Linked DNA regions of Homo sapiens: all the other regions are linked to region 1. The links are chromatin loops, found by intact Hi-C in ENCODE. Cell type or tissue: mammary epithelial cell. All regions are shown on one strand. Each heading gives the region's core, and the rest is flanking DNA. Links, peaks and the distances in the headings are about the cores only.

What was found. Hi-C counts contacts between places; a loop is a spot of excess contacts. Peaks named below come from ENCODE experiments on the same cell type or tissue, not always from the same donor. Only the 100,000 strongest peaks of a DNase experiment are listed, where the experiment ranks them.
Region 2: a loop joins it to region 1, with 21 times the contacts of the local background. A loop is called at or near these places in 11 of 110 quality-filtered maps.
Region 3: a loop joins it to region 1, with 2.5 times the contacts of the local background. A loop is called at or near these places in 2 of 110 quality-filtered maps.
Region 4: it touches region 1 in a loop (16-fold over the local background); 19 of 110 quality-filtered maps call a loop at or near these places.
Region 5: a loop joins it to region 1, with 12 times the contacts of the local background. A loop is called at or near these places in 7 of 110 quality-filtered maps.

What each region holds. Positions count from the first base shown.
Region 1 is chr1:170,926,856-170,933,098 of GRCh38, reverse strand. No RefSeq gene overlaps it. Among named protein-coding and RNA genes, the nearest start is that of MROH9, 5.6 kb to the left of the region's middle. RefSeq lists an enhancer at 628-817. In mammary epithelial cell, for the core only: CTCF peaks have their summits at 3,166 (motif pointing right) and 4,923 (motif pointing right); a DNase peak (open chromatin) is centred at 3,138; H3K27ac peaks cover 487 bases.
Region 2 is chr1:170,007,793-170,014,035 of GRCh38, reverse strand. All of the region lies in intron 10 of KIFAP3 (kinesin associated protein 3), which reads left to right. Among named protein-coding and RNA genes, the nearest start is that of KIFAP3, 64 kb to the left of the region's middle. In mammary epithelial cell, for the core only: a CTCF peak has its summit at 3,411 (motif pointing left); no DNase peak of the experiment used is centred there.
Region 3 is chr1:170,791,920-170,798,162 of GRCh38, reverse strand. No RefSeq gene overlaps it. Among named protein-coding and RNA genes, the nearest start is that of PRRX1, 130 kb to the right of the region's middle. In mammary epithelial cell, for the core only: no CTCF peak of the experiment used is centred there; no DNase peak of the experiment used is centred there.
Region 4 is chr1:170,686,906-170,693,148 of GRCh38, reverse strand. All of the region lies in intron 1 of PRRX1 (paired related homeobox 1), which reads right to left. Among named protein-coding and RNA genes, the nearest start is that of PRRX1, 26 kb to the right of the region's middle. In mammary epithelial cell, for the core only: a CTCF peak has its summit at 3,430 (motif pointing left); no DNase peak of the experiment used is centred there.
Region 5 is chr1:170,762,443-170,768,685 of GRCh38, reverse strand. No RefSeq gene overlaps it. Among named protein-coding and RNA genes, the nearest start is that of PRRX1, 100 kb to the right of the region's middle. In mammary epithelial cell, for the core only: a CTCF peak has its summit at 2,776; no DNase peak of the experiment used is centred there.

The DNA.
Region 1 (6,243 bases), core at 725-5,724:
CTGTCTTCCTCCTGCTTTGGCCATGTAAGATGAACCTGCTTCCCCTTCAGCCATGATTGAAAGTTTCCTGAGGCCTCCCCAGCCATGCTTTCTGTACAACATGTGGAACAGTGAGCCAGTTAAACCTTGTTTCTTTATAAATTACCCAGTCTCAGATATTTATTTAAAGCAGTGTGAGAACAGACTACTACAGAAAATTAGTACCTAGGAGTGGTGCATTGCTATAAAGATACCTGAAAATGTGGAAGCAGCTTTGGAACAGGGTAATGGGCAGAGATTGGAACAGTTTGGTTGGCTCAGAAGAAAACAGAAAGATGAGAGAAAGTTTGGAACATCCTAGAGACTTGAATGGTTTTGACCAAATTGCTGACAGTGGGGCAGAGATGGCCAGGCTGATGAGGTCTCAGATGGACATGAGGAACTTATTGGGAAGTTTGAACTTGAGAGTGATGATTTAGGGAATTTGGTGCAAGAAATTTCTAAGCAGCAAAACATTTAAGATGTGACCTGGCTGCTTCTAACAATATATGCCCACATGCCTAAGCAAAGAGATGGTCCGAAACTGGAACTTAAAAAGGGAAGCGGAGCATAAAAATTTGCAGCCTGACCATGTGGTGCAAAAGAAAAACCAATTTTCTGGGGAGGAGTTCAAGCCAGCTGCAGAAATTTGCATAAGTAAAGAGAAACCAAATGTTAATAGCCAAGACAATGAGGGAAATGCCATAAAGGTACTTGAGAGAACTTCAGGGCAGTCCCTCCCATTACAGGCTGGAGTCCTAGGAAAGAAGAACGGTCTTAAGGGCCAGGCTTGGGGCCCCACTGCCCTTGGGACACTGCTTCTTGTGTCCCAGCTGTTACAGCTCCCACTGTGGCTAAAACAGCCCCAGGTACATCTCAGGCCACTGTTTCAAAATATGCAAGCCATAAGCCTTGCTGGCTTCCACATGGTGTTAAGCATGCAGGTGCACAGGGGACAAGGGTTAAGGCTTGGGAGCCAATGCCTAGATTTCAGATAACATATGGAAATGCCTGGATGTTCAGGCAGCAGTCTGCTGTGGCAGCACAGCTCTCATGGAGAACCTCTATAGAGCAGGGTGGAGGGAAAATGTGGGGTTGGAGCCTTCACACAGAGTCCTCACTGGGGCACTGCCTAGTGGAGCTGTGAGAAGAGGGCCACTGTCCTCCAGACCTCAGAATGGTAGATCCACCAACAGCTTGTACTGTGCACCTGGAAAAGCTGCAGGCACTCAATACAAACTTGAGAAGGCAGCCACGGGGGCAATACCTTGCAGAACCACAGGGGCGAAGCTGCCCAAGGCCTTGGGAGTCCACCCCTTGCATCATTGTTGTCTGGATTTGAGACATGGAGTCAAAGGAGATTATTCTGGAGCTTTAATATTTAAAGACTGCCCTGCTGGGTTTCAGACTTGCATGGCACCTGTAGCCCCTTCGTGTTGGCCGATCTCTCCCTTTTGGAAAGGGAATATTTCCCTATTGCCTGTACCATCATTGTATCTTGGAAGTTACTAACTTACTGTTTTTCTAACTTGGAAGTTACTAACTTACTGTTTTTGATTTTTCAGGCTCATAGAAGGCACTAGACTTGTCTCAGATGAGACTTTGGACTTTTTAGTTAATGTTGAAATCAGTTAAGACTTTGGAGAACTGTTGAGAAGAGTTGATTGTATTTTGCAGTGTGAGAAGGACATGAGATTTGGGAGGGGCTAAGGGCAGACTGATATGGTTTGGATTTGTGTTCCCACCCAAATCTCATGACAAATTGTAATTCCCAATGTTGGAGGAGGGGTATGGTGGGAGGTGATTGGGTCATTGGGATGGATTTTCCCCCTTGCTGTTCTCATGATAGTGAGTGAGTTCTCATGAGATCTGGTTGTTTGAAAGTGGATAGCACCTTCCCCTTCTCTCTCTTTTCTCTCTCTTCTTCCTGCTCCAGCTATGTAAGATGGGCCTGCTTCCCCTCCTGCCATGAATGAAAGTTTCCTGAGGCCTCTGCAGCCATGCTTTCTGTACAGCAGAAGTCCTTGCCCCACCATTCTAAAAATGCTTTCACTGTTTTGTTTTGATAGAAAAAAAATTTCTAATATTAAACAAATTGTGATCTCTTCATACAATGGAAATAGCAATTAAAATAATGGACTAAGATTGTATATCTAAACATGGATAGCTATAAAAAATTATGAAAAAATTGCAGAATGATATGTATGGTATGACACTTATCATATAATAACACACTGAACTATATTTTTGTTGGGTGCAAAACACTATTTTTGATATGAAGTAAATTTTCTAAAACAATTGGATAGGAGGATAAATACCACATGCATCATAGTGATCGTGAATAAAACTAGAATGAAGAAAAAAATCAGATAAACTTTTTCCATAATATTTTCTTTTTTTATTAAAGAAAATCTCGACGCATGAAAATTTGCTATATTATTTTCTGTGCTTTTCTGAATTTAAAATTTAAGAAGAAAGTCATAATGAATTAGTTCTGTCTGTTCTCTGGGAATTCCTTTGACTCTATCCAATTCAATATTTTATAATCTATGAGTGGAGAGAAAACAAAAGACAAGAGTAAGATAAATAACTGCTGAACCACAATCAAGTCTGTTATATAACGATTTTGAAATGGGTTTCAAATCTGGAATGTGAAATTCTGGTTTTCATTTTGCTTTTAAATAAGCACAAGTTCAAACCAGACAAAAAAATATGAATCATTGGCTTCTTACTATCTAAAAATCTCCACAGTTTTCTCTGCTCTGGCCAGGGAATGAGAACTTTGGACATTGTTTCTCTTCTTTCCCCCTCAGTGTTGGTTTGTAACACCTCCACAGTTTCCAAAGAAGGGAAGGAAACTGCTTTATAATCATAGCCACTTGAAAGAACATAGCACCTCTCTTCCAGAGATTTTTAACATTCCAGCAACGAAGGGCGAGCACAAATATAAATTCCGTTTTACAAGTAAGAAGTGGGACAGTCTGAATTGCCGTGATCCCTAAATCATTTTTCTCACATGACTATTTGACCAGGGTAAAGATGCAAAACAAGCTCAAACCTCACCCCTCTGGCCTGCTAGCCAGAGCTTCCAAGCCTCCTCCGTGTTCTCATTACAACATGAAACCACTAGGTGTCACTCAAGATAAAACTTGCAGGCATCATATTAGAGATTACAACTAGGGGAGCAGAAAGGAAATTCAGTGTTAGTGCGGAATTCAAGGTGTTAACAGAGAAAACTGAAATTTGCACACTTACATGACACAATGGAAAGTGGCCTCTCTCCAGCCTAGTACCCTCAGGAGAAGGTTTCAGATCCTCTGTATCACATCTGTATAGTGTGTGGACTCATTTAGGTTGGAATCAGCTTTCAACAGAAAAATAACTAAATGAGTTCACAAAACTCAAAAGGCATGTTATAGTGATGCCTCTGTCAGTAAAATGGGGTTAAAATTCCAAGCCTTAAGTTTGCTGGCGTCTCTCCTGGGAATTGCGTCTGAAATTTCAGCAGCTGCCCTCAGGGGTTAGTGAGTCAAATAATTCGGATTCTCATATCTCATGAGATATGAGTTTAAAATATCCACTTGTACTATTTCCTATGATTTTTCCCATTGTATGTCTTGTATAAACCACAACTAGCAAATAGTATGAATTTAATAAATATTTTTTCGGTGAATCAAGAGAAAGACACTAAATTTATTTAGTGCCGCTCTATGCCTTATTCTCTATGGCTTTCTTTCATTCTTTTTTTTTTTTTTAATAACTTCAGGAAAAGCCTGAGGGGGGTTATTGTAGCCATCACTTTGTACAAGCAATACTCACAGGATATAATCACAAGTGATTTTTACTTTTATTTCTCCCTATACTTGTAAACGTTATTAAGTAGGAAAGCCTTTGTCCTGTTCCTGGACAAATGTCAGGCACACCTATGACATTTCTGATTTCTTGTTGCTAATAAAAAGCCCTATGGTCACTGTACATAGCAGAATAATCACAATTTAATAATTATAACAGTCCCTTTTTGTATAATAACACAATGTATTTCACTCAAAATTACATTTTCCTTGTCCAAACTAGGCATGGCTGCAGTCAGGCAGCCTCCAGAAGTGGGTGAGGTATGTTTGTCTTCTTTTTCTTATTTGATTCCTCTGCACTCCCTAACTTGGGTTGAAGAGGGTAAGAAAGAAGAGAGATGAGAAAGGCAGTGAAATTTCTTTCTTTGAATGGTGTTTTTGAGATATTCAGATGTCCCTACTAAAATCATTTGACTGCACTTCCCAAGATGCGAGCTAAGCATTTTCTTCTAGCTGGCCATTCTCTTGCAGTTTTTCATATAGTTTTACCTTCTTTAATGAAGATTTATTAACTACTGTGGTGTTTTCTCCTTCTTCTATATTATAGAGTCCCCAGTGTTTAGCTGAGTATATGACTGCTTGGAATAAGCCTCGTGACCATGGCTCATGTGTAAATTCTTGGACGCCTCCTTGCTTTGTTTTCCTTTTCCTCTATCTTTTTTTCTGTTGGCTGCAGCAGACAGACAAAATTGCGGCCTGGATAATGAGGTGGAAGCCCTGTGCTAAGGGCCTTAATGATCATGAAACTGACTTGCCAGCCTTGCTCAACTTTGCTCATCCTTGTCCAAACTTGCTCAGTCTGGACTTCATTCACCTGAGATAAATAAATTTCTAATCTGCTATGTTAAGCTTTTAGCACTTGTAGAAAAACATAAGCCTAACTGATAGAACTATGGAACTATACTAGATTTAATCTTAGTGGAACTTATTTGTGAATAGTCAAAATTAGAAAAATAACCTTTACCGATGCATTCTAATGTTTGATCACCTTACATATAGGAATGACATTGTGTGAAGTTCTGGAAGAGGAGGATACTGAAGTGAAATAAGGGAGGTCCTGAACACAAGAGGTCACTCTCCTCCTCTCCTACTAGAAACATTTACCTGTGTTTCCCCAAGTGTAAGCTAAGAATTTTCTTTCAGCTGGCCATTCTCACTCAGTTCTTCTTAGATTATTATTCTTATATACTTACATACGTATATACTTTTATATTTATACACTTACGTACATGTAGTTACATACATACACTCCGTTTTTCACATACCTCATGCTTTCTGCATAGTAAATTGGATCTATTGCCCATGGCTGATTTCTTCTCTTCCAACGCTTCATAGCTACTGCTTCTTTATTCTCTGGTGGCAAATCTTATTATTTGCTTATTGAACTCCAACAATACATATTGACATAAGAGAAAATAAATGAGTAAATAAATAATGTTGCTATGGTTTTCTCATGCTTAACTTCCTAAAATTCTGTTTCTCTCAGATGAATTTAGGTGTAATGTGATATGACAAGTTGTAATAGGAAATTAGAGTGTTCTTTTTTCCTCCAATAGTCACATTCTGATGTGATTAGAGAAAATTTACCTATGTGACTTCCAGTTTAAAAAATATGCTCCATGAACAAAGGATTCTATGGTCACTGCCTCTTTTTGCAAATTCATATTGAAAATTAGCATACTAAAGTTGCACAGTATCCCTGTGGTAAATAAATGTATTTAACTTTCTTTAACCTAGCATTTTCCAATCTCATTTGATTATGGAAGCCTTTTGTCCTATAGCATCTACTAACGTATATTAGCAGAACACCATGTGTCCTGAGGCGTTAAGATCACAGTGAGCTCCTCTTGCTTTCTGTGGCAATGATCCATGAGGTTGATCACTGACATAATTAAATAATGATGACCTTTCCTAATTTGCAGATGAAAGTCAAACAGAAAGAATATCTTAGTTCAAAATTATACTTTCATTAGTTTTGCTTAAATCTTTGGTGTCATAATTATCTGCTTTACAAAATAAATGAGCAAGTAACAAGCATTATTACTAGAAAAAATTTTAAAAAGAGCAGATCATATTTAGATATACAGCTTATTTTTCCAAAGTAACAGTTTCTATGGCTGTGATTTTACATGATACACATACAGTATTATACATTCTTTAGAAAATTATTTCCAGATCTCATGATAAAATACTTTTTGATGCACTTTCATGGTGAATCTCAAGAGTGTATTGAGGATCTAGAGAGGCAACTCTCTTTGGACTCAATGGTGGGCGCTTGAGGGAGCAGGAAGGCATTGGGGGAGGGCACAGGGCAGGAAGGATGAGGAGAGGGAAATGGGGCATTGCTTTCTATTTATTTGAAGCTGCTAAGATG
Region 2 (6,243 bases), core at 370-5,369, 920 kb after region 1:
GATATATCGTAGGTGAAATGAATGTTATAGTTACTGTTTGGATGTGGGTGATGATAGAAAAAGATGTCATAAAATCTATGACTATTAGAATGCTAGTACCAGGAACAGAAATAGAGAAGTGTGACGGAACAGGGATATGGAGAATTGCATGCTTTTCTTAAAGGCTTCCACTTTTGAAGTGACAAATTCATATTGCTACATTCTGTTGATAAAAGCAAATCACATCGCCATGCCTAACTTCAAGGGAGTGGACAAATGCTTGGAATGAGTAGAACTGGAACATTGATGAGCAAGAAAATTGATCCTGAAAGTTATTTTTGGGTTTTCAGGATTACCAGAATCTCTTAAATATCACGTCCTGACACATCGTAGCAAATCCTACAGGACGTAGTCCATCTGGCAACTGTGGTATTCCAGAGCACATTGATTAGAGCTAGGATTGTGGAGCCAGGCTATATGCCTTTGAATATTGGCTTCATCAGATACCAGTTATGTGGTATTATGCAATTACCTAAAATATACATATATATATGTATTTTATATATATATATATATATGTATGTCAGTTTTCTCATCTTCAGTATGTAGATAATAATAGTATATATGAATAGGGAAAAGTTAAATGAGATAATGCAATATTACAAAATTACAAATATGTGAAATTATCATCAAAAGAAATATACATAGAATCCCAAAACACTAGATATCTAGAAAGGATCTTTTTTGATAAGTTCTCCAGGCTTATATTATTAAGGGTGTTTAATCATTTCATACACAGTTATCTTAGGTCGTTCAGGTTTCTATAAGGGAATAGACTGGGTGACTTATAAACAACAGAAATTTATTACTCACAGTTCTGGAAGCTGTAAAGTTCAAGATCAAGGTGCCAACAGATGCAGGCTCTGGGGATGGCCTGCTTCCCGGTTCATAGACAGCTGTCTTCTCACCATGTCCTCACATGGCAGAAGGGGAAATGGAGCCTTTGAGGTGTCTTTTCTAAAGGCACTGTATGGTTTGGCTGTGTCCCCACCCAAATCTTACCTTGAATTGTAATAATCCCCACGTTTCAAGGGCCGGGCCAGGTGGTGATAATTGAATCATAGGGGCATTTTCCGCATAGTGTTCTCATGGTAGTGAATAAGTCTCACCAGATCTGATGTTTTTATAAATGGGAGTTCCCCTACACAAGCTCTTCTTGTCTGCCACCATGTAAGATGTAATTTTGCTCCTCATTTGCCTTCGGTCATGATTGTGAGGCCTCCCCAGTCTTTTTTTCTTTATAAATTACCCCGTCTTGGGTATGTCTGTATTAGCAGCATGCCAACAGACTGTCACAGGCACCAATCCCGTACATGATGGCTCTGCTTTCATGACGTAACCACCTCTCAAAGGACCCAGCCCCAAATATTATCACATTCAAGATTATGTTTCAACATAAGAATTTTGGGGGAACATAGACATTCAGTTTATAGCAGAATGTCTTTTAAAAATCAATTACATCTTTGTTTTCTAAAGTATTTTCTTAAATTTACTTTAATATCTTGAACGTAATTTTAAATTTTAGTGAGAAGCAGTATAGTGTAGTGGTTAAAAGCATGGGATTTGGAGCCAGAGTCCCTAGGTTCAAAGGCTATAATGTGTGTAGCTGTTATTGTTCTTACTATCATTTATTAAAGTTTGCAAGTCTGAAGATAATTTATTATACAGGGCCATAAATATTATTACCATGCCCAAGGATTTCTCCTTGCTAAATGGCCCCAGAACGCCATGTATTTTTCATTTTTATATACAATTTTTCTGTTTTTCCCCTGGCCTTGGCTGTCACTTCACATTTCTTCTGTACCAGCAGCATTTCTATAGCAGCAATTTTTCTTTTCTATAATAATCTATTTCTATTCTCTTGTGGTCTTGGAAACTGACAACTGAACTTATTTGAATTGTATATTTTTTAAAAAATGAATTACAAATGAGTTCCCCAAGGGTTCTATTCCTAGTAATGTTCTTGAGTTTTATTGTGTGGACCTTGTAACATTTCTTTTGACTCTGAAGAAACTGATTTTGCTTAATTGTATCTCTCTGCTGTGTTCAAAGAAATTGCATTTAGTGTATAATTGATTTCATGATATTACTAGAATGGTCATTTTTACATTTGTTAATATATATGTTACATGTGTAGACAATTAAATCATTAACTCCTAACACAGTAAGCTAAACTTCTCAATTGAGTAATTCAGTGATACATTTAACATATGTGGTCTTTGGCTACAATGCTTATACAAAAGATATAGTAAGGAAACTGTGTTATAAAGGACATGAATTTGAAAAGGACAAGAAAAATTTATTTAGAGCACTGACTTTCACACTTGTTTTACCTCAATCCGTAGTAAGATATATTTTTCCTAAGGTTAAAAAGTATATTATTTTAAATATGTATTTTACAGTGTAGCCCAACCCTCACATGTGTATGTAATGTGTATATGTTTATATACATGTATATTCACATGTCAATATATGTCTATATATTACATATTATATTTGATATATATTTAAACATTTGTTTAATATATGTAATTAAACAAAAATGTTCACAAAACAGTATTTACCTTTTCTATTTGCAATGGACACTTTGTATTTTACTGTATTCCCTTTTTTATGCTAGTTATTAGCTACTCATTGATTTGATCTTCCTGGTTGGTTTGATGAAAGATAGTGAACTAGAGGAGGTGGTTAGACTTGTTTTCCTTCAAACCTTCAGAAATATCACTGTTTCTGATGGATTTTTTTAAGTTTTATTTTTAGTTGATTTTTAATGTGTTAAATAGTAGACAATCTAAATTATTTTAGATTATTTTTTGGCAAATAACTGGAGTGATTTACATGGAATTAAAATTTAAAGAAATTCAATGGCAGAAACCTTCTGTAAATCAAATATTTAAAGTATTTGGGGTACATTTTCTTCACTGTGGAGAAAAGAATTTAAAAGTATGCAGTAGACATGAATGGTCAGTTTGCTTTTTTCTTCAGAAATAAACTCACTGTTTGATATATGTTCAAGTTGACAGTTGACTGAATTAAAGAATTACCTATTTCATATATAGAAATTACTTATTTTTTAAGAGGTGTAGAAGCCTCTCTGTGGAGCTAATGCACATGGTAGAACTTAGCATAAGTGATTTTTATGCTGTTTCAACTAGAAATGCTATCAGCTTTTAAGCAGGTTTTCTTTATTATAATTTGGGGACCCCCACAACAGAAAAATCTTTTTTATATTTAATGATAGATTATTTTCACTAGAGTACAATGAGTTGTGAATCTTTCATGCTCTAATAAATCTATGCAATATGAACAGTTAATCTGCTTCTCAGTTTCCTGAAACATTTAACTAGTACATTGCGACCCCTGCTGTTGTGAGATTGGTGTTAATGACTGAATAACTTCACTCAAAGTTTACTTGGAAAACAAACTGAAAAAAATATATAAAATTAAGGTTCTGTGATTTGAATAATTAAAGGCAAAGGAGAAATTGTGTTATAGCTCAGCCCTTTTTCCATGGAAGGCTCTAAGGGAAACTGTAATTCAATAGAACCAAAAATTATTTTAATATTGTTTTGTCACATAAAGCATTTCATTTAAGAATTTTGATTTTAGCTTTTTCTATTAACACCAGAGACACAAAAAGGGATTTGTAAAGAATATTATAAATAATTATTTTAAATTTTCTATCTCATGCTGAAATTGTTTGAGTAGTTTTGATCTTTCCCTAAGAGTGCAGAAAATCTAAAATTTTAATTGGTTCCATGGAAAACCTTATATATGAATATTCCTTTGTTTTCCTTCTCTTAAATATTGCCAAATTTATTCGTTTCTTATTTTTTAATGTTATTTTCCTGAGATTTCATAAGGATACTAAATTTATTTCTGCTTAGTTCAGTATCAGTTATAAATCATTTCAGTTCTATCATTCCTATACTTTGACAGATAGTTTCTTATGTCTGGTAACTTAATGCTACCATCTGGGAGATCTATCATAGCCATTGGCTTCAGCAAATGTGATTATCTGCAAATTGAATTGGACTTACAAAACTTGGCTTTACTTAATTGTTAGATGCAGTCTTTTTGGGGATTTTTATAGTGTTACGTTTTTAAAAGTGTTTAAAGATTTTTTTGGCTTATCCAAGAATCAGATCTTCAAAAAAATTTTTTTCCTTGTCAAAACTTATTAAGCCATTTGACATTGATATGTCTCAAGGGTGCTTCCTTACGTCAGACTATCCTGGGTTGGAAGATGGCAAGGAAATTCCTTGTCATAGTGTATTCTTCAGTACCCTAGAATATGTACTGATAGTGTTTCAAAAGTAACTTGAAAAGTTAAATTTTCCTAGCTTTTTGTCTGATGCATCATGCATATATTTTGTTGCACCTCTCATTTGCTTTGGTTTAGAGATTTCATAAGCTGAGGATTGTTTGATATGCTTGAGGATGGTTTTAGCACAAGAGCAAGCATAAAATACGCAATTGAAATGTGTTCTTTGGAAGGGCCTTCATTCTTGGATAAAAGTTAAACATCACATAGTGACAGATGGCAGTGTTTTACAGAGTGCATACATAATAATAATAATAATAAAAGTGGCATTTCACTGGTGAACTCTTTTGGACAATTCTGAATTTTTGAGTTTATTCACACTTTTTTTTCTGTTGTGTGTGATATTATTGTACATTTTAAATTAAGTAATGTTCCAAATTTTTATGTCAGCTTTTAAAATATTAACTAAAGTTTTTTTAATTATAGTGTAAGTTCTGGGATACATATGCAGAATGTGCAGGTTTGTTACATAGGTATACATGTGCCATGGTGGTTTGCTGCACCCATCAACCCATCATCTACATTAGGTATTTCTCCTAATGCTATTCCTGCCCCTTCCCCCCACCACCCGACAGGTCCTGGTGTGTGATGTCCATGTGTTCTCAGTGTTCACCTCCCACTTATGAGTGAGAACATGCGGTGTTTGATTTTCTGTTCCTGTGTTAGTTTGCTGAGAATGATGGTTTCCAGCTTCATCCATGTCCCTGCAAAGGACATGATCTCATCCTTTTTTATGGCTGCATAGTATTCCATGTTGTATATGCACCACATTTTCTTTATCCAGTCTATCATTGATGGGCATTTGGGTTGGTTCCATGTCTTTGCTATTGTGAATGGTGCTGCAGTAAACATATGTGTGCATGTGTCTTTATACTAGCATGATTTATAATCCTTTGGGTATACCCAGTAATGGGATTGCTGGTTCAAATGCTATTTCTGGTTCTGGATCTTTGAGGAATCGCCACACTGTCTTCCACAATGGTTGAACTAATTTACACTTCCACCAACAGTGTAAAAGCGTTCCTATTTCTCCACATCCTCTCCAGCATCTGTTGTTTCCTGACTTTTTAATGATCATCATTCTAACTGGCATAAGATGATATCTCATTGTGGTTTTGATTTGCATTTCTCTAATGACCAGTGATGATGAGCTTTTTTTCATATGTTTGTTGGCTGCATAAATGTCTTCTTTTGAGAAGTGTCTATTCATATCTTTCTCCCACTTTTTGATGGGGTTGTTTGTTTTTTTCTTGTAAATTTGTTGAAGTTCCTTGTAGATTCTGGATATTAGCCCTTTGTCAGATGGATAGATTGCAAAAATTTTCTCCCATTCTGTAGGTTGCCTGTTCACTCTGATGATAGTTTCTTTTGCTGTACAGAAGCTCTTTAGTTTAATTAGATCCCGTTTGTCAATTTTGGCTTTTGTTGCCGTTGCTTTTGGTGTTTTAGTCATAAAGTCTTTGCCCATGTCTATGTCCTGAACGGTATTGCCTAGGTATTGTTCTAGAGTTTTTATGGTTTTAGGTCTTACGTTTAAGTCTTTAATCCATCTTGAGTTAATATTTGTATAAGGTGTAAGGAAGGGGTCCAGTTGTAGTTTTCTGCATATGGCTAGCCAGTTTTCCCAACACCATTTATTAAATAGGGAATCCTTTCCCCATTGTATGTTTTTGTCAGGTTTGTCAAAGATCAGATGGTTGTAGATGTTTGGCATTATTTCTGAGGCCTCTGTTCTCTTCCATTGGTCTATATATCTGTTTTGGTACGAGTACCATGCTGTTTTGGTTACTGTAGCCTTGTAGTATAGTTTGAAGTCAGGTAGTGTGATGCCTCTAGCTTTGTTCTTTTTGCTTAGGATTGTCTTGGCTATATGGGCTCTT
Region 3 (6,243 bases), core at 401-5,400, 130 kb after region 1:
TACAGACCTAAAAGTTACAGGAAGATACGCACCTATCTTATCTCTTCATGCTGTTACAGACATCTGAGAAAGATCTTAGATTAGGTTTAACTCTCTAGATGGAACCACTGACTTTCCATACAAGACTGAATAACCCAAACTTTGAGAGACAGCACAAGGTCAGGCTATTGTAATGTCACATTCCTATGGTTGAGAATTAGATTTGCACATTCAGGAGTAGTATACCTCTTATTAATAAATTGGGGAAGAACATTTTCTTGACCAGTAGATGTACATTATGGTGGCTATTCTTAGACTAAGATAAAGGAACAAATTTCTTCTGCTCTGAAAAATTGTTTAAAACTTGTGAGGTTTCTCTAAATATATAAAAGGGCACTGTTTAACAGGTACCCCAAAGATTATTTAGTTATCTAGGGAATGTACTTTATTCGACTCACTATTTACTATGAACTCAAAGTTCCAGATTTAAGTGAAGCTATGTGTTGATAGATTTTTGTTTCGTAGATATGGAGCTAAATTTATCTAATAGAAAATATAATCCCAAAGTCATGGTTTATTCTTCTGAAGGACATTACCAGCTTTGTATCTAATCAAGAAATTTTATTCTAATATTCCTTCATTAAGTTGCCTATAAATTCCCAGCTTCTCAAATGCTCTTTGAACCTACTAAGGTATGATAGCCTTTGCTAAGGCTATCATAATAACATATCATAAACTGGGTGGCTTAAACAACTAAAATTTACTTTTCACAGTTTGGGAGGCTTGAAGTCCAAGATCAAGGTGTTGGCAGGTTGGTTTTTCCTGACGCCTGTCTCCCTGACTTGCAGAGGGCGGCCTTCTTGCTGTGTCCATACGTTGTCTTTCCTCGGTGTGTGCACATCCATGGCATCTCTGTATGTCTGCATTTCTTCTTCTTTTAAGGACACCAATTAGACTAATTAGGGCTCACCCTAAAGACATCATTTTAACTTAATTACCTCTTTAATGTCCTTATCTCCAAATACAGCTACATTCTGAGATACTACTGGGGGTAATGACTTCCATTTTGGAGGATCACAATTCAGTCCATAGCACCATGCCATCATCCTACTCCCTCATAATTAATGAACTGAATGCAATCTTAGACACATATTCATTTGTATAAGGGTGATCATTTTAATTTTTTTGAAAAGTATCTTTTAACACTCTTCAGTGTAGTTCTGGTGTGATATTTGACCTTATTTATGAGACACAAGAATGCCTTGAGCATTTCCAGTGTTGCAATAAGGGGCCAAGAGTGGGAGAAAACTAAGAATAACACTTTACAGAATAATTTTTCTAATGTATTATCCTTAAACCCATCTCCACAGATCTTGCCAGTGTATGTTGATCAATAATAACGATGATTACACTGACTTTTGTGTTTTGTTCTTGACTGCTCTCATAGAGCCTCAGAATCATCTAAAATACCTCTAAGATGTTTTCTTTATTGGACCCAGAGAAAGTCACAGATTTCCTTGTGAGCAAATCCTCTGCTGCCAGGCGCAGCCCAGCAGAGCATCTTCCGTGTGAAGTCACATCCACCATGCATTCATGGTAATGTGGGACATTCAGGCCTCACCCAGACCAGCCACTCTTCTGAAAAATATTCTTCTGATGCCAGTGGTGCTTCCTAGACCTTTGTCTCCAGTTCTCAAATGCCCTGAGTTTTTAAATCTGTGAAGTGGCCTGTGGCTAATTAAAGGAGATTCTTTTTTTGTGCTTTCCTCCATCAAAGGAATCCCAAAGCAGCTTTTTCTTGTGCCACGAAGTTCTACAAATAATTTAACAAATAGCTCTTTTAGTCTTTATGCTCTACTTAGGATTTGATCTTAATTTCAGTGGAAACTAAGTTGGAAGACAATTTCTGTGATGAACACCAAATTCTATTTTTAATTTTTATTCTTATCCAAAAATTAAATTGTTATTATTTGGTCAAATTTATTACCACTGGCTCCTTCTTTTCTGAGCATGAATTTTCTGGCTGAAGGCTTCTCATTCCCCTGCAAAGACATATGTTCAGGTTATCTCATCATTTCTCCAGACATACCAGAAGATTCCAAAGTATCTGTGCAAATAGGTTTCTGGTAGAACACTCCCATCAGCTTGCCAATTGTCTTGGACTACCATTTGGATTTGAGCTAAGATATCCTCTAACCCAATACGAATTTATATAACATAATGCCTGAAGGAAAATATGAATGCTGTCAAATCTATAGGCAAGAAGACTAAGGCTCAAACCCATTAAGCAACTTGCCCAAGGGATTCCTAGACCTAGGATTTAAATCCAGATCGTGTGACTTCAAATACCATTTTTCTTTTCAACAAACCATAAACAAAAGCCTAGCAATCATCCTAGGAGGTCACCTGACAATCTGTCTACCAATTCCAGTGGAACCAGCCAATCATTCAAGATTCTGCAACTGACTATGGTAAAAGCAGAGCAGAATCTGAATACAAGTCTGCTTGACCACAGCATCAATAAAAATGACACAGTAAGGAAATTAAGGCCACAGGTATTGTAGCCACGAAGAACCCTATTTGAATTCTACTTCTGCCACTTGGACATGTTTCTTAAACTCTTTAAGCCTCAGTTTCCCATGTACAAAATGGAGGTAATAAGGACTACCCCATAGTATTCTTAAGTGTCAGTATAGTTTTTACTCTTGGCCCTAAAGAGTCATAGTTCCTCACTAAATGACAATTGTTGTTATGAGTAATAAATAATAAATTGTTAATTTATTATTATATTTGAAACATATTAGGTATAATATTAAGTATATATTTGAGTATAGTAGGTAAATTGCATTCAATATATCTTCTTTTTATGAACAAAAACATTTAATGGGTAATAAGTTTCCACAGTTTAAGTGGTCTCCAACATTTGCAATTAGACCAATTTTGAAAACAGCACTCAGGATAGCACCAAATCGGACTGCCAAGCAGGGCTCAGGAAATGAAATGTAAAGAAGAGAGCTTCCTCAAAGAAATGAATTAAAAGCTTGGTAGGATTTATGCTATTCAGAATATACTGAAAATGGAAGATGATTAAATTTCAGCCCTCTTTACTCCAAAGAAATATATAAAGCAAAAAATTAATTTGAGATACATTTTCATTTCAAAAAACTTTAAAATGTTCATAATTAGCATTTCCACTCTGTTTATTGCTGGGAAGTAAAATAAAACCATCAGCCTGGTTCTCTGCAATCAGTTGCTTATTCTCTTTTGGTAAAAGCTGTAAGTGAAAGTTTTCCCGGAGGCAGACTTTCTTTTCCTTTCCTATTTTTGGAAAGAAAACAACAGATGAAGAAACAAAATACCATTTTCTTAATATCATATTTAGAGACCATAATCATTATAGAGAGATAATGTTGAAAAACCAACCTGAAAAGAATGCATCAGATGCTTAGTCCATGTTGAGCAATATGGTGAATTTAGATGAATGTAATGCAGAATATTAATCATCCTGTTAACACAGGACTAAAACACATAAAACAATAATATGCAAAGCAGTTTCATAATTCAATACTGAAGGTGATACACAAAAATAACAGAATGATGGCATCAGATCTACCTGAAGCAGACTTGTAAAGACAGAACAATTCCTTGAGTATGGTAAAATACACCCATGATATTATGTTTCTAAAGACGTAAATTCAAAGGAAAAGTCTGTTAAAATTATAGAAAGAAGTCTGAGAGGGAATGATTGGTTGCATTGGCTTACAGACCAGGCGACAGTGTTGAATTTATAACAGGTACATTTCCAACAACAACATTTTATCATATAAATTTCTGTATTCTCAGTGTAAGTGCTATGTTTGGTTTTGTGTTGATGTTTGTTCTAGACACTTTAGAAGGCTCAAGCAGCCTTTATATCTAGATAGACAGATAGATAAATAGATAGGCTAGTTTAGATACATAGATAGGTAGACAACAAATAAGCCCAAAGCACTAATAGAGCTTATATGAATAAAGAATATACCAGAGAGTGATGAATGCTATGAAGGGCCATTGTTATACAGAAAAACTGAGTGGAAGAGGATTTTCACTGAAGCCTTCTCTGAGCAGTTGATAGATATTTCAGCTGAGACCTGCATGGCAGAAGAAGCCAGTCAAGAAAGGATGTGGACAAGCGTCACAACCAGAGGGAACAGCTAATGCAAAGGCCCTAACAGGAAACAATTTTAGTGTGGTGGTGGAACAGAAAGGAGGGCAATGTGGATTTGAATGCAGTGAGCAAGAAATAAGGTGAAATGGAGTTGGAGATTTAGAAGGCGGCTATATCATCTAGGTGCTTCTACACTGAAGGAAAAATTATTCTAAATGTGATGGGATGGCATTGGACATTGGGCAATGCCCAGATATTACTAGCATTTTTAAAAGATTACTCTGGCTGATGTGTGTAGAATAAATTATAGATGGATAAGAGAAAGGTAATTTCAGTAGGCAAAGGGAAAGTTGATGGTAATTTGAATAAGAATGATGATTTGTTAGACATATATAGTAATTGACACATTGGCACTCAGATATATAAAGTAAAGGGGAGAAAGGATTAAAGATAATAAAAGAATGTGGAACCTGGGTGACAGATGCCTGATTCTGTGACAGTGTGAAGGCTAGAGTCATGAAACTTAGAAGAGGTAGGTACCGTCGGGGATGAAGGCAAATTCTGCTTGGGACATATTAAGGCAGAAGTAATGTTGAAATATATAGTCCCACGAGTCTGTGAATGATTTAAGACTGAAACTAATGGAAACTAAGAAAAATCTGGAAATGGCTATTTATAAATCATTCTAATGAATATAATGGCAAAATCAGATGAGTGAAAAAGTATATAGGGGCAAGAGGAGAAAATGAGATCACCTTAAGAACCATTTCCTAAATAATGTTAATTTTCACTTAAATCTACAGTCTAATTTCTCTGATAGGTGAGGGTTGCAGCTGTGTAAGCGAGGGGTGCCAAGACAAGTGACCTTGAAAACATGACCTGTCGTTTGTTGCCTTGTTACTCCTTTCCAGTAGTCTGAGACAATAGGCTCGCATCACTCCCCAGTTTATATCAAATGTCATGTGTCCAATGCCCACCCTCAACCCATGAAATGTTGAGTTCTTTAATTTGTATTTCATTCGTCTTTAAATGCTCTGAATTTCTAGTCTGTGGACTTGCATATATTAGCAAAAATAAATAAATGTTTGTTGTCTGAAATAGACATAGTCTATCTAAAACTTGCTTACTCATCTCTATATTACTAGTATGTCTCTTTCCTTACATTACACCATAAAACTACATGTCTCCTAGTCCTCAGCCTCCCCAAAGCACTTGTCACTCTTTGTATAGGCACTTCTCAGTCTGGGTACTGTTGTAAACCTAGGCTGCCTTTAATGTGATTTGCATGGCTGAAGAGAAGCCATATGAGATTGTTATAGAAATCCTCAATAGTTAGGCCTAGGCAATACAAAGAAGGAATTAAAGGTCTGTCCTCCTAAAGATCCCAAGAGAATGTAAGAAAAATATTCTGGGCCAGGAAACACTGGTCACCCAAGATTATTACACACAAGAAATCAAGAAAACAACCAAGATGCTACAAACATAGGAGTGGATTCAAAATCTGTGTGACTCTAAGGGTTTGATCTTAGAATCTTTGGGACAACCACTAGAAACAAATAAATCCAAGAAATACTAGAAATCTGTCTACTGTTACTTAGAAGTACCACCTGACAAACAGATGTAAACATAAGGTACTAACAAGAGGCCCCCATCAATCCCATGAAATTCAGAGATCCAGGTACTGAATGAAAGTGACCACAAAAATATTGCCCCAAAACACAAGCAACCAAAGGCCTTATGCTATTCTTCCCTTATTCCTTCTTTCTATTCACTTACATTCATTCCTGACTTGTGCCTCCCTTGGCGACCTTCCCGTGATGAGGCAGAGAAGAGACTATGCTTTCCTTTTTACTGATGTGGCCTCCGTCAGAGGGGATGTTGTGCAGTTACTTTACTTCCCCTAAACATCATAATGCCAAGGGATTCATATAAAAATCAGCCCAACCATGAACTCAGGTTTCGTAGTCAGATAACTGCCAACAGATGGTGCCTTAGACACCACAATCCTATCCTATTTTAAAACGTGCTTCACTTAGCTGGTATTTGGCTTAACTTTCTCTATTTCTCCATTTCAGGAGCAGTTTGTCTCCCAAATAAAACAAATAATACTGTCAGAA
Region 4 (6,243 bases), core at 478-5,477, 240 kb after region 1:
CTTCTGTCTCCTGAGAATGCTACAAATATTAACAGCACACATTGCAGTCTCCCAGAATTGCTTGGGTCACAGAAGGACTGGGGAAAAATGCTGTGACTAGCCTAAGTGGAATAAATTGAAGGTTGGGTTGGAAGTGAATCAAGATGCTGGTGTTAACATGCCTGAATATTTAGGAAAAGTTCCAGGATCACTTCATGATGAAAAGCAATAAGGCTGTCAAAATTTGTCTGGCATATATATAGGATTAGGCCAAGTCCTAAAATTTCCCAAGACACCTCAGGGTCAAGGGCTTTCTGCAGAAGGTAAGCCTTTTGATGATATAAAAATTCTAGAAGTCTCAGTTGCAGAAAAATGTGAGAGATGCATGTGCGTGTGCACGTGTGTCTGTGTGTGTGTGTGTGTGTGTGAGAGAGAGAGAGAGAGAGAGAGAGAGAGGATTTGTTAGTTCGTTAAGGGGTTTCTTCCACTTATTTCCATGAAGATTCTCTATTTGACCCATTTTAATCCCCAATACTTGTTGTAGATGATTACTTCCTATCTTGAAAAAAAAAAAAAAGATTCAACTAGAACAGACCTGGTTCTTAAAAAATAGTAGAACTCTAGTGGCCTGAATTTAAAAAAAAAAAACAGCTTTAACTTTTCATCAAATACACACAACAATTTAAGAATAATGTAAGGTGATCCCTTAACTACATTCTAGAAAGTTAGCTACATTGTAAAATATGTCAAGAGTGAATTAAGGAAAGATATCCCGACAGGCTCACCAATTCTATTTATTGGAATTTTGTAGGCTGTTATTTTGAGTTAAACCCTTCAAATTAAGAATTTAATCAAAAGTATTGAAACAATGGAAAATAAATTGGGTTCTTACCCCATAAGGATTTATGTCAGTTATTAGAAAGGGCTTCCTGATCCTGGACAATTGTTATTAATAATACAAATGTATATTTTTCCTGGAAATGTAAACCTGAATAGATCCAACTTCAATTTTGGTCTGCCAGGATAAAAACAACTTTATTATGGAATTGGCTCCTCTCTCATGGCATGACTTTCCATTTGATATTATATTTATGTGTATATCTAGAGTCTAGATTCTAGACCCATATATGACCTCTTAAGTTTCCTAAAGGACAGGGAGCTTTGTATTCCTCATAGCACTTAACACAGTACCAAGCACACAATAACTGTGCATTAAATATTTCTTGAATAAATGTGCTGATAAGGCAGGCTTAGAGAACACTGCTTCCCCTCACCCTAACAGAAGGCCCCATAGTGCTCTGAAACTTGCTGCTGGAACTCTGTTGACCACAACCCAGAGCACAGGGTTAATATTTTCATCCTTTACGTTAAACCATTTGGACTATGCTTCATTTTGTTTATTTTCAATACTATCTTTGTCACAACACATAAGAGTAGAAGAGAAAGCGGGAAGGAGAGGAGGGGAGAAAAGGTGAAAAGAGAAGGGAAAAGAAAGAAAGAGAGAAGAGGAAAGAGTGAAATTAAAGAAAGCAATTGACACAACAATATATCTGAAATAAAAACAAAAATATTAAAAAGAACTAAAAAAGGTGGGGGAAGAGAGGCAGGCAAGGAGGGAGGGAGGAAGGAAGGAAGAGAGGGAGGGAGGGAAGAAGGAAGGAAAGGAAAGGAAAGGAAAGGAAAGGAAAGGAAAGGAAAGGAAAGGAAAGGAAAGGAAAGGAAAGGAAATGGAAGGAAAGGGAAGGAAAAGGGAATAAATTTCTTCTTAGGGATGTCAGAATCCATTTGAGTGGCAACTCTATAAAAGCAAGCTGTTTCTCATTATTTATGTAAGTTTGATCTGATTAAATCCATCAACAGTTTCTAAAAGACATTACTTTATATTTCACTCTCTGGTTGGCTAATAAACATTTTTTAATCCACTCTTTGGTTGCAAACATGCAACCCATCTGCTTTATTTCTTTCATTTATTCATTCAACAAATACCTTTTGCACAACCATTTTCCAGGTCTATGATTGGCACTGGAAAAACAGTGGTGAATAAAATATGGCCCTCACTTGAAAGGCTACATTACCTTGCTCTCTCGATAGCTTTCAAAAACACAAATTAGTGTATTATCCATCCCTAAATTTTGTCAAGCATCTTTTCATTACATTATCCTCTCAAGCCTCTTTTTGTCTGTCTAGATAAAACCACGAGTACCTTCTCTTTGGAATCAAGCCTTTTCTGATGGACTATGTCTGACCAGTTCATGCATTTCCTTATTTTGATGCTCACAGCAAAGACTGCATCGAGCTAACTTGCTGTTCTCTCTGTAGTCTCTTACATTTTCTGAAATATCCATCTCTCTGAATATCTTCTAAATTTAATTTTACTGATACCTTTCCCAGAGTCACAGTTCCAGGGCCTCTCTGGTACATAATTCAGGTGGCACATATTTAATCTGCCCTGACCCAATAAAAACATTTGAATACTTAAAGTCTAATTTATATTATAATTATTCTTATCACACAAATTCTCATATATAGGAGGAAGCAGGGAAGTTGAATTTTACCAAACACTTATTTTCTCACATTTTCAAATTCAAAAACTAGGCTGGTAATGTTAGCTATAGATTGTGCTTATGAATATTATTATAAATAAATGCTAAGATCCAACTGACTTTCTCATACGCACCACACACACCTGAAGGGTTCAAAGGAGCAAAATTGATTATTATAACTTCTCTCTCCAAGTCTATTCTAAGTGATGAATATCTACTCATCTGCCACTATTCAGCTTATAGTTCATATCTCCCATGATGTTTTTCTTTACCCACTGAGCTGACAAGTTCATCCTTGTGACCCTTCTATATCCTGCCTTGATCCTGACTCCATCGCAGAAGCCATAACATGCAGCTGATTTAGGGTTCATATGTCTATCTCTGCTAAACTATAAGCTCATAGGGGGCACGGACCAGACCTTATCTGATGCAATATTTCTAATACTTATTACAGTGCGTGGGACATTATAGGTGCTCAGTAAATGTTGAAAAAATGGGGGGGGAGGGGAGGAGTAAGGATCTTATATACAGTGAAATGCTAACCAAATGCTAGCAAGAGCTAGAGACCTGGCAGCTCTTGAATTTTCCAAGCGATATATTGTATGGAATCTGTTGAGAAGTGTTTCATACAGATGAGGAATGCCAATCCAGTCTTTCTCAGACAAAATGGAACCAAATCTTTACAAAGTTTTCTCTTTTTGGATCTCTCTCCCTCTCACACACACACACACACGCACACACACACACCCACAGAGAGAGAGAGAGAGAGAGAGAGAGAGAGAGAGAGGGAGAGAGAGAGAGAGAGAGAGAGACGGAATATTAAATCTCATCAGTTCGGCTCTACAGATGCTTGGTCTTTATGACAACCCAACCTGTGTATCCCATGCACTCCCCACCTCACTCCATATCGCCACCTGGTGCCCAAAAGCAAGAAAACTACCTAAAAAATGAAAACGATTTTTTTAAAGCTGATAAGTATCAGGACCTTGGAACCATAAACTGAAAGTTTAAAACAAAAACAAAAACATGTGCTTCTTGGCATAGACATCTGGTCACAGGCATATAAAGATTAAACACACAAATCTTCCTCAAAACTCACCCTTGTTTCCACTCACATCTTTATGAATGTTCTCAATTGTTGCAGCCCCATGGACTACCTTCCCACATAGATTCCATGATTTAAAACCTTTTCTACTAAATCAACTATATTTTGTCATTTGCATTAAGTAAATTCAAAATTGTCAGACTATGATATCATTTAGCCTGAGATAGCCAGGAATATTGTTCATTCATTGACTTATTCAGCTCTTTAATGAGTCCCTACTTTGTTCTAAGAACAGTACACAGCTCCACAGAAAGAGTCTCACTAAATTATTATCAATCCTGTCAAAAATCTTAAGTTCTTCTTTTGCTTATAGAGAGTAAACATACATTTTTATTAATCTTTTTGAAATAACAGAAAAAAAAATAAAGGTCCTCTATTACTGCCCAAAGAAGTTAGGGAATCTGAGATGGGGAACCAATGGATTAGAAAAGAGCATATTCTGATAGATTAAATACAACTTCAGATCAATAATTCCTGAAGAAAAAGTCTCAAATATCTATGTTTAGCTCAGTTAATCTTTCATCTCATTATCAATATGCTATTGATTTCTAATGTATATTGATAACAATTATATTGTCACAGAACTAAAAACCAAAAGATGCATAGCTAAAGAATAATATGAATTTCACTTGAACTTGAGTCAGCACAAAATTATCAAATAAGTTTCAGTACTGAAATTAGCAAGTATATAGTTAAGATATGGGAAGAAAAAAATGTCAGTCAGGAATTTCCTGTAAACAGTTCCCAGAACAAAGACAAACTCTTCAAGTGTCACAATTAAATGGGTGCAAAAATCAGTACAACATAGTAAAGTTTTATATGTTAAATATGCCCATTTATTTTACTTTGCAAGCATAGCAGTTTTATTATTTTGGTCTTATAATGTTTCGTCTATGAAACGATATAGTCAGCAGACTATAGGAGGTTTATTTAAATGTTTTTATTTAAATAAGTCAATATTCATACCTTTTAAACATAAAATTTTATTGGTAAATAAATTTCATAAATCTGTATAACCCTGAACATTCACCTGAAATTAATTTTCAAGGATATTAAAAGTTAGAAACTGTTGAAACATACCGGACAAAGCTATCTTTAAGAGTAAATTTTTAAAAATTCTATTACTTTTTCAAATGGATTGGTTAAATAAAAGCAATTTTTAAGAAAAATAGAAAAAAAATAGATACCTTAATTTTCTGCCTCAGTACAGTCCAGTTTCAGAAATATATATTAACACTATATAACATTACAGTTTTTGGACCCACTTTGTACTTGGAGTGTTAGTTTTCCTTACATTCTTATTTTATACTGCTTTCTGGGTCCAAAGTCAACAATGAGCTCCAGGATTTATTTCATCTCTCAAGATCTTTAGGGTAATAGAAAAATAATAATAATAGCAACTTTTGAGAAGTATGACAATGAATTTAGAGGTCACATAGCAAGTGAATAAATGTATGCCTACATGCTTGACTTCTAAATTATAGAGTAAGCAACACATTGCTTCTCAATCAAAATATTCTTGATGATTAGCTATTTCTCTTTCCCGGTCCTTCTCTTTCTCCTTTCTTTTTCCCCTTTTTCTCACCACAGAGCTTTTTGAATTGAGTAGAAGTATTTGGCCACTTGCTCTTTGACCCCGGTGTCTCCTGAGACTATATATTCATTTTGAGAATGAGTCCTTTTAGTTACCTAAAGTGTCCTCAGACTAAATTGTTTCCAGATGTTTACAAATATTTCAAGGATATATCCACACAGTTTTTATGGCTGAGTGATAACGGACTCCACAATGTCTGTTCAATTGTAAAATAAGAATCAAGCACATGCTATAAAATAACTTCCATGAAGCAGGGACTTGCTACACACGAGGCACAATGCTAACCATATCCTATACATTATCTTACTTAATGCTTACAAAAACCCTATAAAGGATGTATTATAATCCTCATTTTAGAGAAAAGGAAAGTGAGGCTCAGAGGGCGACTTCATAGAACAATTAAGTGACGGGAGAAGGGCGCTATATCAAGTCCATGTTCTTAGCCCTTGTGTCCTGCTGCTCTGTCGAAGCAAACGTCATCTACTGTTAGCTTAAGGCAGGAAAGAAAAGACAGAATTCACAAAAGTTGGGGAGCATCCCTGAGCATCCAAACAGATTGCCTTTAAGAGGCTAGAGAAGGAGACTTGTAGGCCAAGAGTTCTTGTTTAGTTTCAATAAATGCCTCCAATGGGCTTGTTCACCAAATATGCTTTCAACAGACTGTAAATGTGCAATGCAGACATTTTCTCATCGTTTAAAAACCAGCCTTCACAAATGGGGTTTTGGAAATTGCCTGTTTCGTGTTTATTTTGTTCTTCACTCACAACATTCTGACTTGTAAAGTTAAAAAAAAAAGAGAGAGAGAGAGAAATCCTAAATGGTCAAGATGACCTTTTTGTAAAAAGCTCTTCTTATCATAGAAATTTTGCTTTTTGTTTAACCTTGTGGTACTCTGAGGGTGGGGGGCTGGGGGAGGATGCTTAATTAGTAAGAAAACTTGAATGACGTGCATTTGGGATGGGACTGGAGAAGCGTCCAGTCAATTCTTGTTTATTCTAACTAATGGAGAGAGGCAAGGCATA
Region 5 (6,243 bases), core at 819-5,818, 160 kb after region 1:
TTGTTTGTTTTTGTTTTTGTTTTTGTTTTTTGATGGAATGTTGGTCTGCCGCTGAGGCTGGAGTGCAGTGGCGCAATCCTGGAGATGGAGACATTTTTAGATTGGAAAAGTCTGACATATAATTAAACAGTGTTTCCACTTCTGCAGTGTGAAGCCCTCCTAGGTCTCCCAGTTACCGCCAAATACTCCTCTGTATGCTAAACTCATGCCTGCATGCTGTGTGGAAATGGAAGTGCTGAGAGGGAAGGAGCTATGTTATATCTGGGTCACTGTGTGTAACACATAGATACAATTTGAATAAAAAGCAGAGGTAAACATTAGAATATCAATCCAACTCCCCATTCCACCTCTGCCAAGAAATTTGCAGAAGTCTTGAAGAAGTCTTTGGATTTCTAGGATTCATGGAATGGGTGAGCAGGGTTTAATCATTGTTTAATTACCTTTGGGACAGAGCCATGTTGTTTGTGTGATTTCCACTCCACTGTAAACTCCTCTAATGCAATGCCTCACTAAACCTTCATGAAAACTCACCTTCAATCTCTGGCTCTAGCTTCCTTCTGTTTTACTCAAAAACTGGTCAAAAGAGCCTAGCAGGAAACAGAAACCACATTACCCATCTGAGAAAAGGAAATACAAAATAATATTGCGAAGAGTTTTCAGATATTGACACACGGGATAATAAAGTGAGGAGGTAAGATAATTAAAGCAAATGATGTCCAAAGTGCCCCTAACAGGAGGGGAGTTAAGGGAAGAAGTTTTCCTAGATCAGAATTTCTCAGCCTCAACAGGATTGACACTTGGGGTCGAATAATTTTCTGTTTTGTGGGGCTGTCTATGCACTGAAAGATACCTAGTAGCACCCCTGACCTCTCCCCACCAGAGGCCAGTAGCTGTCCCCTAGTTTTGACAATCAAAAATGTCTCCAGGCATTGCCAAATGTTTCCTGGGGGGCAAAATTGTTCCCAGTTAAGACTGTCCTGAACGAAGTTGGAAGAAAGGTGAATTATCACTGAAACATAATTTGGGAGAGGCTAAAGAAGTATCTATACACAATTGTCTTTGTTGCCATTCTGGAACTTTATTTTTTGGAAATGAGCACAATGTAATAATGGTATACATTCCCTGAGCAACACAGCTCTTGGCTACTTTTCACTGTACCACATGCATCCTACCAGGATATTTACTTGGAATCATCTTCCTTACATTGGTCTAATTCACCTTTCAGATTCTACTCAAAGATTTCTCTACATCAATATCACTCTCTCATCAATTCCACAGATAGCAATCAAATGCCTACTCCTTGTCTCCCGAACGTAGTCATTCCATTCCAGGTTTTCCAAAAAAAGTTTTATACTAGTTCTCTTGGAACTCACCTGACTACTTTAAAATTATTTTGCATAGGTCTTCCTTCAACAGTAGACTGTGGAGTCTTCCAGAGCAGGATTTGTTTCTACTTAATTTTATGCCTTTGATAATAGTACTAAGAGCAATAATTCCTAATATGAGTACAAAAATTCACAATTTCCAAAGACCTCTCATAGAGTCTGTCTCATTTTATTCTCACAATGTTGCAAAGTACATGTATTTAGAAGTTAAAGTCCGGAGAGTTTTAGGGGGACTCAGTTAATATTATAAAATTAATCAACTGTGGCTCTGGATCTAGAACATAGAACTTTTACTCCTTCCAATGTTAAAAAATAAGATAATAATATTATAAAATCCATGAATTTTGGCGATAAGAAAGTCACTGGGAGATCTTCAAGAGTGTGTTTAGTTCCTGTATCGTGATGGGTAATAAACAAGCTTTGCAAGTTTGTAATGTTTTCACAGTGAAGAAATGTGAGGAGAACCTGTGCAAGAAACATGTGAATTTTGACAGTAAAATGGAGAAAGAAAAGATTATGTTAGTGAATTTGTGGGCTGAGGGAATACTTACAAGTCACAAAGCTATGGGCATATTGTTACATATAGTAGGAGATATTAGAGACAGGCTAGGAAAATTATAAAAGCGTAATCCAATGAGTGTCTTCCTGAAAAGATGGTAAAAGAGAAGATTAAAAGAAAGAACAAAGGCGGTATAAAAAGATCATTTTATTTTAATCCTTATTTTTCATTGAGTCTTTTTAAAAGATCCACAGTTTTCAAAATGAAAAACACGAGCAGATGTTTTTCAGTTGCATCTTATATTTAAATATTCAACAATAAATAATAATTTATCTGCTATGTACTAGGCACTATTCACCCATGAACTTACCTTCCTTGCAATGACCCTTTGAAGAAGTCATAATTTTTAACCATTTGCAGATTAGGAAAATGAGTATAAAAAGTAAGTAATTTTCTTACGGTCATATAGTTAACTCTGGAAGAGTGAGTGCAGAAACACCTCCATTGCGGGAACACCGGCTCTTTCCACATAGCCTGCCTTTCAGACATGAAACACACAACTCCGTCCTCAAGAAAGTTACTACCTTTTGGATGAGAAAGACAAGTAATCTCGTTGATTACCGTGCAACACAGAGTGCTGTGTTGTGTGGGGCTGCCTGTGCATCGTAAGATGTCTATCTGCCTGGGGGACCATCAGAGAAGGCTCCATAAAATATGACCATTTAAAATACTTCTTTGAAACATTTTTTAAAATCCCTAATATTCACCAAATGTTCCACTTTTAACCGTGCGTGTTTTCGTGAAATTCACATAATGTCTTGAAGAAAGGCCCTGCAGGGGAGAAAACAGGTTTTAGACATTTTATACTCAGTGCAGTTCTTTCCAGAGCCACCATGTGGTATTGTTGTGCAATTAAAACAACTCCTTTTTAACATTCTGGCCTTTCTCTTGACTAGTTCTCATCTAAGGAATATCTTTTCTGAATTTACTCTGTCAATTCTATAATGGGTGCTTATATTTTCCCCTTTAAGTGGGGCTTTTTAAATGTCTACTTTCTTAAATTTCTCCAGGAGCTGTGGGAAACGGTTGGCCAGATATATTTGTTCAGAAAAAAGCCACTAGGGCACATTTGCCCGTGTCATTGTTTCCAGAAAGAGGGACAATTCCATATTTGTTGGCTAGCTACCTTTCATCACAACCCCACATGGGATAGCAACACTTGGCCCCATAGGCCCCCATCAGGACAGAATCCCTTGCCCACACCACCCTGAGCCACATCTTTGATGCTCTCCAGCTCTTCCATCATGAGAGCCACATAAAAACACATGAAAAATTAGGTCTCACTTTATAACACCCTAAGGGAGCACTCTCTCTGGGAGAGGGCAGTGCAATAGAAGGAGCACATTGACTCTTGGAATTTGCATGAGTCCTGGAATCTCCTTGGAGACCTCTGGAAAGTTTCAGGCCTCAAATTTTCTATCAGTGCTTAAAAGATTATCTTTGTTTTCTGTCCATCACAAGTATCATCATTACTGCTTATTAGCTTTTATTTATTTTTTACTATTTTGTTGTTACATCTGGACCCCCCAAGGACAATTCCTTAGACTCCATCTAAGATTGTATTAGAAGAGAGGCAATACCTCAAATCAAATGTCAAATAACAATAATCCACAATATCTTTGTATTACTTGGGAGTTTTCGAGCACTTTCTCATACATTATTTTATTTAGCCTCACAGCAAATCCATAAGGCAGGTATTGAGGATTACAAATCAGGAAACCAAGTGTCTGAGAAGCGAAATAATTTTCCTCAAATCAACAAATGAGAGAGGCAAGGTAGAAATCAGACTTCTGATTCTCAGTGTACTGTGTTTCCACTGTACCTCAGCTACTTAAGCTAAGTGGCAGAGTGTGACAACAAACTGCACACCCAATAAACAGAGTTTGGGATAAAGGGCAAGGGCATAAGCATGAGTGAGAAATGAGGGAACCAGAACTTCCATGATGAGTGAGATTTTAATCATCAAAATGTAGTACATGCTTTGAACTCTCTTTAGGCAAATTCTTATAAAATAGCATAGTAGGCAGCCAGAAAGTTGATTCCACAGCTTTAAAAAAAAAAAAAAAAAAAAAACCCTTTCATCAGCAAATGTTTGTCATGATGTCTTTCATTTGAAAATGTGCTTTGCACATGTGAATGCTTAATACATGCTAGTTGATAATGACAATGAGGACTGATGGACTGAAATCACCTTTGGCACTAAACTTGTCAGCTTTCACATGAGTAGCATACGACGAAGAATGGTGTGTCCCATTAACAGCTCACTAAGCATTTGGGTCTGTAATAGTAACTTTTTGAACCCACTGTGGCACGAGTGCAGGGCTGATAACATAAGGCCGTATATACACAACGCCAATCATTCCGATGAAAACTGAAAAATTCAGTCAATCATCTGGAGATTTATCCACATGATACCAAACATCTGGATGGACTGTTTCCAGTTCCCACTAGGACAATGTCATGTAGATGCTTACATCTACTCTTAGAGACAAGTAATGCTTCAAGATAAATAAACTTTTACATAGCATGGCATATTTGGGGCCACAAGAGTATATTTAATTCATTGATTCCCTCAGTAAATATATTTATAAGAGGGAATACTATGTGTCGCCAATCACTCTTTTGGTACAAGAGACCAAACATGCACAAAGCATTCATGGTGTAGTGGAGAAAGACAGTGATTCCAATGCAGAGTAACAAAGACCATCAAAGAGACATAAACAAAATGCCAAGGGACTGCAAAGCATAAATGAACTATCTCTACCTAAGAAAGTTTGCAAAGCTTCAAAGATAAAATGTCATTTGAACAAGGTCTTATTCAAACAGAGTCAGCATGGGTGTTCTACACAAAAAAGAAAGTCAGGAGGAGTGAGGGAGTGATGTATGCAAAGATGAAGAGATACTAAAAGACACTTTTTAGGGAAAAGGAGAAACTGGGAGAGGGGTAAAATATAGGAAATATTGGCAGTATCTGTCCTGGGTCCTGTGTGTTAGAGGGCCATGTTTCAGCCCTCCTCCAGCCATGTGCTTTGTAAGAATAAGAAGTCCATTGGCAAGGGGACTGGCTCACCCAGAGCCAGCGCTTCTGCCTTTGCAGACCAGAGTTTGGTTTCCAGGGACTGTCTTGAATTCCAGGGATCCAGAATTCCCAGAGTAGAGCTCCTAGGAGTCCAGGAATTCTAAAGTTAAACCTAGCCTTTCAGATTGCTATAAATGTAGGATAATCAACATAGCATAGTATGGTGTGTTTTATTTACCTGTGTGTTACCTTGCTTTATAACTTTTAAATATCAAAATACATGGTATGTGAGACTCCATTCACACTCTTTTTTTATATTTATTTATTATACTTTAAGTTCCCCGGGGTACATGTGCAGAATGTGCAGGTTTGTTACATAGGTATACACGTGCCGTGGTGGTTTGCTGCACCCATCAACCCATCATCTACATTAGATATTTCTCCTTATGCTATCCCTCCCCTAGCCCCCCACCCCCAAAAGGCCCCAGTGTGTGATGTTCCCCACCCTGTGTCCATGTTTCTCATTGTTCAACTCTCACTTACGAGTGAGAACATGCGGTGTTTGTTTTTCTGTTCCTGTGTTAGTTTGTTGAGAATGATGGTTTTCAGCTTCATCCATGTCCCTGCAAAGGACACGAACTCATACTTTTTTATGGCTGCATAGTGTTCCATGGTGTATATGTGCCACATTTTGTTTATCCAGTCTATCATTGACATTGATGGGAGATTTGGGTTGGTTCCAAGTCTTTGCTATTGTGAACAGTGCCACAATAAACATACGTGTGCATGTGTCTTTACAGTAGAATGATTTATAATCCTTTGGGTATATACCCAGTAATGGGATTGCTGGGTCAAATTATATTTCTGTTTCCAGAACCTTGAGGAATCGCCACACTGTCTTCCACAATGATTGAAATAATTTACACTCCCACCAACAGTGTAAAAGAGTTCGTATTTCTCCACGAATACAAAAAACAAGGGTTTGTATTTCTCTTCTCCAGCATCTGTACTTTTTAATGATTGCCATTCTAACTGGCATGAGATGATATCTCACTGTGGTTTCGATTTGCATTTCTCTGATGACCAGTGATGATTAGGTTTTTTTCATGTTTGTTGGCTGCATAAATGTCTTCTTTTGAGAAGTGTCTGTTCATATCCTCCCACTTTTTGATGGGGTTGTTTTTTGCTTGTACACTTGTTTAAATTCTTTGTAGATTTTGGATAATAGCCCTTTGTCAGATGGATAGATTGTAAAAGTTTTCTCTCATTCTGTAGGTTGC